2 separate regions of the Homo sapiens genome follow, and region 2 is linked to region 1. Evidence: chromatin loops called from intact Hi-C (ENCODE). Cell type or tissue: endothelial cell of umbilical vein. All regions are shown on one strand. Links, peaks and the distances in the headings refer to the core of each region. The heading gives the core; the rest is flanking DNA.

Region 1 (5,462 bases), core at 212-5,211:
ACTTGCATTTTAGGGAAGTTAGCAAAATGTTCTCCAGTTCTAAGTTCTGCCATAAATTAACCCTGATTCCCCTGTATTCTGTAGTGTTTGAAGGAAACATGATAACCTAGATGTAAAAGCAACCCCTTTAAAGAGTAGCAGTTAGAACATGACAGTCATCCATATTGGTCAAACTCATGGTCCAGCCGTAGTTCTCAGGCCGTACACTAAGAATTTTGGAAGGAAACAGGCATGCTCTTACACACACCAACTACAGACAGTTAGACCAGCCATTAACATCATTGTAAATGCAAAAAATACGAGTGTGACCTCCAACAGTGAATAAATATCATCCTGCATCCAAGAGATGCAAGGTAAGAGATGAGCTGCAGCCATCCTTGTTTTTCCTTTAAAGTATTTATGGATCTAGCTTGAACTTACACTGTCACCATGAATATTCTACCTCTTAATAGCTCTCTGTGTATATATATATATATATATATATATATAGTTTTGGGGAGTGTATGTTGAGATGCGGTCTCACTATGTTGTCCAACTTGGAGTGCAGTGGCATGATCATAGCTCACTGCATCCTCAAATTCCTGGGCTCAAATGATCATCCCACCTCAGCCTCCCAAGTAGCTGGGACTATAGGCATGCGCCACTACTCCCAGCTAATTTTTTAAAATTTTTTTAGAGACAAGGTCTCTCGATGTTGCCCAGACTGATCTCCAACTCCTGGGCTCAAACAGTCCTCCTGCCTCAGCCTCCCAAGTAACTGGGACTACAGGCGAGATCTGCCACATCCAGCTCAGTATTTTCTTTTATATGATCTCAATTTACTTTCAAACTTCATACGTCTATCTCCTGTTTTGCATGTTTTGAGAGCAGATGAATGTGTCGATGCTCACCCTGATGACGTGGTGACTTTGATTTGATTCCCTATCTGCTTGGATGAATGAATGATCCTTTCATCTCTCCATCTCTGCATTTCTCACCCTCCTTTATGCCTGTCCTGCAGAAGGCCCAGGTTCAACAGCACAGTGATCAATTGAAGGGCATTCTTCTCTTCCGGTCTCCCTAGGAGCAGCAGCACCAGTCCATGGCTGCAGACATAAACAATATGATGTGTTTTTATATAGGTGATTTATAATTTCTCACAAAATACTTACTGATCCTCTCAACAGGTGTTTGTTCCATGATTAGAAGGACATCTACCATTTTGACTCTTTGAGAGCAGTTTCCTGGGCTGGGCGCGATGGCTCACGCCTGTAATCCCAGTACTTTGGGAGGCCAAGGTGGGCAGATCACGAGGTCAAGAGATCAAGACCATCCTGGCCAACATAGTGAAACCCTGTCTTTACTAAAAATACAAAAATTAGCTGGGCGTGGTGGCGCGTGCCTGTAGTCCCAGCTACTCAGGAGGCTGAGGCAGGAGAATTGCTTGAACCCAGGAGGTGGAGGTTGCAGTGAGCCAAGATCACACCACTGCACTCCAGCCTGGTGACAGAGCAAGACTCCGTCTCAAAAAAAAAAAAAAAAGAAAGAAAGGAAAAAGAAAAGAGAGCAGTTCTCTGGCAATGAATACTGTGTAATTTTATTGAAGAAAAAAAAAAAAACTAACTGAATTACATGCCCTGCAAGGGTGACGTGCCTAAGTGACTCAGTTAGCTGGAGAGTGACTCTCCTCTCCAGTCCTTCCCTACTCATGGCCATCTTCCCAGGGTACATTTAATAATGGATTGTATATTTCAAAATTGCCAAGACAGAAGATTTTAAATGTTTTCACTGCCAAAACATGATAAGTATGTAAGGTGATGGATTTGTTAATTAGCCTGATTTAATCATCCCACATTACAAATATGTATCAAAATGTCATCCCATGAATATCTACAATTATTATTTGTCTAGTAAAATTTTTTTTTAAATTTAATGTTTCTTTGTAGAAAGCGGCTCTGAAACTAAGTCAGCTGAGGGTGCCAGGGTTGTGTATGTTATCATGGCCCTTGAGGTTATGATTCCAGATCTGAGGACGGTCCTCACGGAGGCCAGATGTCTGCTGTGGTTTTCACATGCTGACCTGGCTTGGAAGGGAAAGCCAGGTTTGGGGCATTTCACAAAAATAACATTTTTTTCATTACTCTTGTTTCTCTCAACATCATCCCTCTCACCACAAGGGGTCAGTCAGCACATTTTGCCTTTGACCAAGGCAAAACGCCAGGCGAGTGATCATCCCTAGGCGGGCCTCGTGTTCTGAAGGAACTGATGGAGCTCCTGTTGACCTCTTTCTTGCAGCCAAGGGGAATCTGATTTAGTAGATTAGTGATGCTAGACTCTCATTTCTGTTCCAGATATACTGCCAATAGGCCCTTTATTATAGTCCACCATCTTCAGGTGGAGTACCTATAGCTAAGGTTAAGTAATTAAAGGAGATAAGTAATTCCAACTCACTGCAACTAGTTGGCAAATGACTGAGAAAATTTTGCAACACCTTTATTCATTGGGCACTAAGTGCTGTGCTCATTGACAAGTAACTGCCGATACAGCAGCAGTTACAAATGGGCCTCTATAGCAGGTGCTGATTAAAAAGTTCATTTGTGGCCTGGCGCGGTGGCTCATGCCTGTAATCCCAGCACTTCAGGAGGCCGAGATGAAGGGATCACTTGAGGTTGGGAGTTTGAGACCAGCCTGGCCAACATGGTGAAACCCCCATCTCTACTGAAACTACAAAAATTAGCTGGGCGTTGTGGCGAGCACCTGTAATCCCAGCTACTCAGGAGGCTGAAGCATGAAAATTGCTTGAACCCAGAAGGCGGACATTGCAGTGAGCTGAGATCGCGCCACTGTACTCCAGCCTGGGCGACAGAGAGAGACACCGTCTCAAAAAAAAAAAAAAAAAAAAAAAGTTCATTTGTGGTGGTAAGAAGAGAGGTTAGAGGTGTATTTATTTAGTCCACACTTATTCCGTGTGTCGGCTACAGCCATACGGCACAAGGACCAACTTTAGAAGTCATCTTTGCTTTTTCTTTCCTTGTCTGAAGTCATCAGCCAGGGCTGTGTCAGGTTTGGAAATACAGCCCTCTTGGGTTTTATGGCTCTGTGACATTCACGGTTTGGGTTTATTTTCCTTGTTCTCTGGAACTGGTCGTTTTTGCTTCTTCCACTCCATCAACAGAGACAGTTTTATGAATACACTGCATCTCAATCAGTCTAGCTGCAGAAATAAGTCAGCAAGCAGAGAGCTCTGTGTGTTTCCCAGCAGGAGCAGCCACCATCATCATTAGAAAGGCAAGAAGTAGTGTGTATCCTCCAACAATTAATAAATATCATGCATCAGATAGATGCAAAACCATTTATTCAGTGAGGTGCTGTCAAGGGAAAGGAGGCATTTTTATCCCAGGAATCAAGGGAAAGGAGGCATTTTTATTCTAGGATCTTTAGAGGTAAAGAGACAAAATCCCAGGAAGGTTAGATGTCTTCCTCAGGCAGTTAAAAGCAAAGGACGCAGGTTTTCAGACTCCTAGATCATCCACTGGTTTTCTTTCTTTTTTTTTTTGTTTTTTGAGACAGAGTCTCACTCTGTTGCCCACGGTGGAGCGCAGTGGTACAATCTCAGCTCACTGCAACCTCCGCTTCCCAGGTTCAAGCGATTCTCCTGCCTCAGCCTCCCAAGTAGCTGGGACTACAGGCGCATGCCACTGCGCCCAGCTAATTTTTGTACTTTTTTTAAAGACAGGGTTTCACCATGTTGGTCAGGCTGGTCTTGAACTCCTAACCTCGTGATCCGCCCGCCTTGGCCTCCCAAAGTACTGGGATTACAGGCTTGACCCACTGCACCCGGCCCCAGTCACTAGTTTTCAATACCGATGTAGTGCGGTGTGCATCAGAACAATACACTGAAACCTAGAAACCTCTCCTGGAGCATTTTGTGGTGGTGTTTTGTTGCAAGCATGGAGAACCGCCATGGAAGTCTTTCGCAAGCCTCTCTGCTCTATTACTTGATTCACTTTCCAATCACCTCTGCTCTTTTCCACTGCTTACTTATGATAGTACCACCACATATTAAACACTCTCTGTTGTTTTTTTGGCTTCTACCTTCCCACCCCAGGCTGGAAAGCATCAGGATAGGTGGATTTTCAGAAGTGTGGTGAAAGCCCTATTAGCAACACTGCAGCTATATAAGGTACTTTGCAATTTACAAAGCACGTTCACGTGATCCTGTCTGACCCTCCAAACAACCTATGGCAGAGGTGGGGAATGTATTATGATGTTTGTCTCAGAATCAAGACTACATTTGCTGATCTCCTCTGATGCATCAAGGACTGTACGGGGGCTACTTTATACTCAGGCCTTCTGCTGACCTATATGGAGACTTTGTAAAATTAGAAAAAGTGCCCTGTAGAGGATGCCCCTTCCTCTAGAGTGAATCAGCCCCACACCAGGGCAGGCCTCAGGCTAGATTTCAACCCTAAGGTCCCCTCAGCACCTTGCATGGAGCTGTGTAGTTATTAATCTATTTACTTCTCATTACAGATCTATACTCTGGGCAATACTCCCTTTCTACAGATGAGAAAACTGAGGCTCAGGAAAGCTAAATGTCTTAGGAAGAGTAACAAAGTTTCTTGGTCTTGGAGCTGTACTTAAACCCCAGCTCTTCTGAGTTCCTTTTTTTTTTATTATTATTATTATACCTTAAGTTCTAGGGTACATGTGCACAATGTGCAGGTTTGTTACATATGTATACATGTGCCATGTTGGTGTGCTGCACCCATTAACTGGTCATTTACATTAGGTATGTCTCCTAATGCTATCCCTCAAGGATCTAGAATCATTCTTCTGAGTTCTAAGCCAGTGGTGGTTTCACCAGGACATTCTGCCCTCGGCCCACAGCAGAAGCCTCTGCACCTCCTTCCCAGCCCTCCCAGAGCAGTGCTGGGATAATCTCCTCCTCCACAAGGCTCTGGGCATTTGTTATTTTGCCTATGGAGGGAGTAGCCTCTTTGGAAAGGAATGCCTCTTTCAGGGGTGCTTCTCAGACTTGATAGATCAGCGTCCCCTAGAGATCTTGCCAGAGGGTCTGGGGTGGGCCCTGAGCATCTGCCTTTCTGATAAGGTCCCAGGCCATGTGGCTCCTGCTAGTCCATTGGCCACACTTTGACTCGCAGACCTTTAATACAGCAGAAACCAGTCACTGAGTTCCACCTTTTCCCGTTGCCCTGAAGACATGATGAAAAGATAAACAAACGTTTATTGGGTATCTACTATGCACTAGGCTTAGTTCATTCTAGCAGGTAAAACAGGAGGAAATAGCCACGCTCAGTGAAATTTAATAATTACTACATCACACATAGCCCTTGCAAGGAAAAATCAGCAACATGTTAAGAAAAATGAAAGGGATTGAATTGACTCAATAGGCAATGCTGTGACACAGGGAAGCACGAGGCCTTGGGGGTCCCATGGGCAGGCGCCTCAGCCAGCCTCGG
Region 2 (5,462 bases), core at 347-5,346, 240 kb before region 1:
CTTTTTTTTTTTTTTTTTTTTGAGAGAGATAGCATCTTGCTTTGTTGCCCAGGCTGGAGTGCAGTAGTACAGTCGTGGCTCACCGTAGCTTTGACCTCCTGGGCTCAAGGGATCCTCCCACCTCAACCTCCCCAGTAGCTGGAATTACAGGTGCACACAACCAGCTAATTTTTTAATTTTAAAAAAAATTTTTTATAGCAACGGGGTCTTGCTATGTTGCCCAGACTGGTCTCAAACTCCTATTCTCGCCTGGCCTCCCAAAGCACTGGGATTACAGGATTGAGCCACCATGCCTGGCCCCACATTATATTTCTATTGAACAGTGCTGGTCTAAGAAATTTGAGATTTGCAGTGCCAGTATTTAAGGACTATGTACAGGCCAAGGGTATATTTTTTATTACTGCATCCTCCTCCCATTACTGATGAATGTCTCACCACCTGATGTTTTCTAACACCTTCCTATGTGTCTTTATTCTTATTAAGAAAGAAGTTACTGTAGCAACGGCCACAATAGCTTGTATTTACTACACCTGGAGGGAGAGACATAAACAGACATCAATCTGTCATTCAGGTTTTCAGGTTTACACATTAATATTTTTCTCATGTCTATCTGGGTTTTCCTCTGCAAAGCGGAACACCAAGAGTAGGAGACCCGTCTTCTAACTCCCGCCTATGACACTGGCTTCTCTGGGTCTCCATAAGAACAGTCATTACCCCATGCTGACCTCAGGGGGGTATGTGGATAGATAGTTACAAAGTGTTTTGAAAGTGATTCTTAGGGTACTGTATCTGTCTAATGTCACATATTTTAACATGAAAATAGTATCTAACATTACTTACAATAGTGGAGGAAGGCAGGAGGGAGAAAGTAGTTTCCTCTGGTGATTATGGGCTGGGAAGATCCAGGAGAGAGAAAAGGAGTGAGACTAGAAAAACCCATACAAGGCTGACCAACATTAGCATTTGTTCTCATCAACATAAATAGTTCTTTTCCTGTATTCAGCAACAAGCCTCCGCTGGCTGGGAGAAGATTGGGAGCCGAGAGCTATGCAGATAGTTCATCTGCGCTTTGACATGGAAAAAGCAAATGGGCTGGAGTGTTTTTTAACTTGATCGTCGTATTGTGTGATGCTTTAGGTGTTACCCTCATTGATTGCCACTTAAGTTCCACTCATGGGTCGATTCTGTTTGAACATGCTTGCTCCTTAGTGGGTATCATCTGGACAGAGATAACAGATGCTAAGACAGGGACTGGGGGCATTGAGGAATTATTACTATTACCTTCACCTAGGACAGGCGTGGCTTCAAAATGTCTATCTAGAGTGGCCTGAGGGGTTGCAATATGGTTGAAAGTGGAGACTGGGAGCTTGCCCTTTCAGAAATGTTTGCCTAGCAAAGCAAGATGTTGTCCCTTGGGCATTATGCTTATTTGAGGTGGCTGGAGAGGGTTTATGAGGATCGAGGTCAGGGCAGGGGTTTTGGCTCAAGACCCCTCAACCCAAGCCACCCCTTTGGCATTTCACGGAAATGTGGCAAAAAATAATAGAAGATTCTCGGTTTTAGGTTTTATTTGCACATGTTTTATAAATCTACCTGAAGCTTTTCAACTGACGACGCACTTGATCATTTGAAAATCCATTCAGCGCCTTATCCCACCTACAGAGAACCATCCTAAAAGAAAATCAGGAAAGCTGCTACCGTCCCATCCTGAGAAATTCCCACTCACTCCTCATGGGCATTTGGGAGGTCCTCTACTCAAGAATTGAACCGAAGGGAACTAAAGTGCATTGCAAAAATGCAGTCCTTCCAGGGAAGGTTCAAGGAAAGTTAATTGTCATTGTGTCGCGTTTTGAGGTCTTCCTCCCTCTTCCCTTCCTAGGGGGCGGGGTGGGGTGGATGATGCTGGGGGGTGGGGGAAAGGGGAGGCAAGTGTGGTTTTCCGATCAGCGATCTAATAGCAGTTAGAATTATATAATGGAACTGCCCTGAGTCAGGTGACGGGATCACTGAGTAATTCCCTGCAGAAGGAGACAAACTGCATGTTAAAAAGCTCAACAAATACTCAAAAAAAAAAAAAAAAAAAAGCCCAGGCTGTGAGTTCCAGACTTCCAAGCTGCATTTCCTCTGAATCCTCTCCAGGCTGAAACAGCTGTACAGGCTTGCTGAGTCAGAAGACTCCCAGAGATTGGGGACGGCCGAGGCAGGTCGGGGGTCTGGTTTGGATCCCCGGGTTACTTTCTGTTTCATTTTGAAATGTTCCCTGTTTCTGCAACCGGTTGCCTCCAATGTCAAGTAAAACGCAGGACTCCTTGGAGACGCCAGCTGGGCTTCTAAGGACTGGGGCTCTGTGAAGGTAAGAGGCAGTCTGTGCCCCACCGGCTGGAGGCTGCCACTTTAGAGACGTCTGAGTACCCGCAGGTCACACCCAGGAGGGGTTGGTGTGCCTGCCAACTGTTCTGGGCTCTGAGTGAGGCTGGAGAGACCATCGTGGAGGCGGTTTTAGGTTAGAAAAGGGATAAAATGGACCCTTCATGCCAGATGGGTGGCCACCTAGTCCACGGTGAGTTGAATCCATCCCCCGACTTTGGTTGACACCCTCCCCTTCTCCATTCCATCCCACGTGGGAGCTGGTCAGCGGCCAGGGAATTGGCACGGCCGGGAAGGAAGGCGAAGGGGCTGCCTGGCACCGAGAGGCTGCATGGGCGTGTGTAGCATGTGTATTTTCAGAGCCCGACACTTGAGGAGACTGTTGCTCAATTTAAGAAAGCACAGCTATTGGAAAGCCAGGAAACAGACCCAGAGAGGCGGATGCATGTGGGAGCAAAGAGCTTTGGGCAGCCTTTAAGGTAGGCATTGGCGTCTGAAATCATGTTATTGCCTTTTGTTTATTTGTTAGATGGATTTTGTATTGGTTTTATGCTTTGTTCGGTTTAGAGAATTTTCCTTTGATGGAGCTGCCAATATCAATAGATTTGGTTTTGAAATCCTCGGGCCGGGTTCATAGGATAGGCTGGAGCCCACGGTGTTAGTGTAGATGCCTCAAAGTCAGAAGAGATGGATACAAAACTGGTGATGATTTTCAAAGGAGATTCACTTGCAAATCTCACTGCAATGGAGACTTGCTGGGAGTCCTGGTGCCTGCTGAGGCAGGCAGCTCTTAGGAACCTCAGGAAGTTTCTGACTTAAAGAGACAGGAAAGGAAAAATTGAATCCGCAGCTGTTATTTTGGGGAAAGTGGGTTCAGGGAGAATTTGTGGCTGAAGAAAAAGGAAAGACGACTTGGAAAATAAACGGAAACATAAGGGATAGGCTTGGTGGGATTCCAGCTTGGGGCAGTGGCATTTTGAGGCTTGCTGCGTGGAGATAGAAATCAATACGGGAACTGATAACAGCTCACTCAGCATGAATAAGAAATGCTACATGGATTCTTTTAACACTGACTTCTAAAGAGCCTGAGAAATAAACAAGATGTTAGTTTGAAAGAGTTCATTTCTAATTGTTATTTCTTTTTTATTGTTTGGCCCCATGAGCTGCTCTAAACAAAATATGGTGATGTTAGAACCAAAAGGAAAGTGTCCTTAGAATAATATCTACAAAGAGGCATTCAAGTTTTCACTGCCTTTCCTTCTTTTTCTGCCCTTCTCTCAGTTTGGGCAAATTATATGAGTTGAATGTATCTGATAGAAACAACTCTTTAAAGAGGGGTCGGGCACGGTGGCTCACGCCTATAATCCCAGCACTGTGGGAGACCAAGGCAGGTGGATCACTTGAGGTCAGGAGTTCAAGACCAGCCTGGCCAACATGGTGAAACCCTGTCTCTACTAAAAATACAAAAATTAGCTGGGTGTGGTGGCACACACCTGTAGTCCCAGCTACTGGGGAGCCTGTGGCATGAGAATAGCTTGAACCCAGGAGGCGGAGGCTGCAGTGAGCCCAGATCTCACCACTGCCCTCTTGCCTGGGTGATAGAGTGAGACTTTATCTCAAAAAAAAAAAAAAAAAAAGAAAAGAAAAAAAAAAGAAAAGAAAACAGAAACAACTCTTTAAAGTGGTACAATTATCTTTTAAGAGGATATTTGTATATCGGAATTAAAAAATGATCTTAAATCTGTGGTTCTTAAATCTTCAAAACCATGGTCCATATTTGGGAAGCAAAAAGACTGTGGATCATGAATTTTTAGTCTTTTCTCTACTGTGGCCCTATCACTCCCATCTCTTCTGATGCTCAACAAACAAAACTAAACAACAAAGCTAAAAAAGCATAACAAAGTTTTTCACTAAAGCCCACACTTGAAATGTAGATGCTATAGTATTACAAATATTCATAATATAAAAGAACAGCTCATAGAGCCCCTTTTTAAGGCCATGGCAGTCCCTCGAGAAAACACTGCTTAAATAATTAATATCAGCAGAGTGAGTTCCTTTTATCTGGATTTCCATCTGTTGAAACTTGCTGGAAACCTACCTTTCTACACTTCAATAATATCATGAGGACTGAGATTCATGAGGATGACCTCCAGGTACTACAAGGCTCTTTAGTGCCTCCCAAATCACAGAAGATAACAAGATGCTCAAAATAGTTTTGGTTTTGAGTGCATTGCCTTCCACTCTAATTCTCTAAAATTTGCTCCTCTGCATAGATCATGGTGCCCACATTTTCTATATCAAGGACCAGGACTTGTGATCTTACAGAGGACTTTTATGTTGCTTTCAGTGTGAGAAACAGTCTGAGAAATGCAGTTTGGATGCCAGGTTTTGTTCATTTCTGGGATAGTCCAACATTTATGGGACAACTGGTGAAATAGGACAGATTTTGAAAATTCAGTCTTTATGGAAATCAAGGTGCTTTGATTAAAAGCTTCAGTTTTTTTTAGTTCGGTTGACTGAGGTTTGCATTCCAATTCTGCTACCTTTTCAGTGAGTGACATTGAGAAAGTTTGTTGATCTTTCTAAGGCTCAGTTTCCTCATCCATAAAATTGGAGAGTAACATTGCTTTACCTCACAGGCTGTATGGGAAGTAAATTATATAGAACATCGCGTAGTGCTGTGCCTGGCACACTTAGTGCCTGAAAAAGTACTTGCTATTATTGTTGTTATCATTTATGGTGTCTAGTGACCACAAAGTACTTGAAACACCAGGTCACTTTTTCCCTTGAATGTGCCAGTGAGTAAAGAATATGTGTGAAACTTTAGCTCACATTTGTGCTCCTACAAATATTTTGGAATTAATTCAATAACACTTGTATTTCTCTAGATGAGAAGGCACGAGTGTCTGCGTGTTTTGGACAGAAGGGTCAATTGAACTGGTTTAAGCCACAGAGGGCATCAGTGGCAGCACCAGATAAACAACATTTGTCCCCAGACTCCCTGCACTCTACCACTGGGTCACAGCGACCCCACACCAGGGAGGGTCCAACAAGGACAAAGTAGCCCTTGTCTCCGGACAGCCCCAAACACCTTC

Evidence for each region. A loop is a pair of places that touch in the nucleus more often than their neighbours do. Peaks named below come from ENCODE experiments on the same cell type or tissue, not always from the same donor. Only the 100,000 strongest peaks of a DNase experiment are listed, where the experiment ranks them.
Region 2: it touches region 1 in a loop (2.6-fold over the local background); 1 of 110 quality-filtered maps calls a loop at or near these places.

Annotation. Positions count from the first base shown.
Region 1 is chr6:13,192,897-13,198,358 of GRCh38, forward strand. The region is part of intron 7 of PHACTR1 (phosphatase and actin regulator 1); the gene reads left to right. Among named protein-coding and RNA genes, the nearest start is that of TBC1D7, 130 kb to the right of the region's middle. RefSeq lists a silencer at 2,174-2,263. In endothelial cell of umbilical vein, for the core only: a CTCF peak has its summit at 2,157 (motif pointing right); a DNase peak (open chromatin) is centred at 2,175.
Region 2 is chr6:12,955,192-12,960,653 of GRCh38, forward strand. The region is part of intron 4 of PHACTR1 (phosphatase and actin regulator 1); the gene reads left to right. LOC124901262 (a long non-coding RNA gene) reads right to left here. Exons shown (of 2, transcript XR_007059459.1): 2 at 3,619-5,462. Among named protein-coding and RNA genes, the nearest start is that of PHACTR1, 240 kb to the left of the region's middle. RefSeq lists an enhancer at 580-1,371. In endothelial cell of umbilical vein, for the core only: a CTCF peak has its summit at 2,774; DNase peaks (open chromatin) are centred at 2,290, 2,520 and 3,300; H3K4me3 peaks cover 1,730 bases; H3K27ac peaks cover 1,496 bases.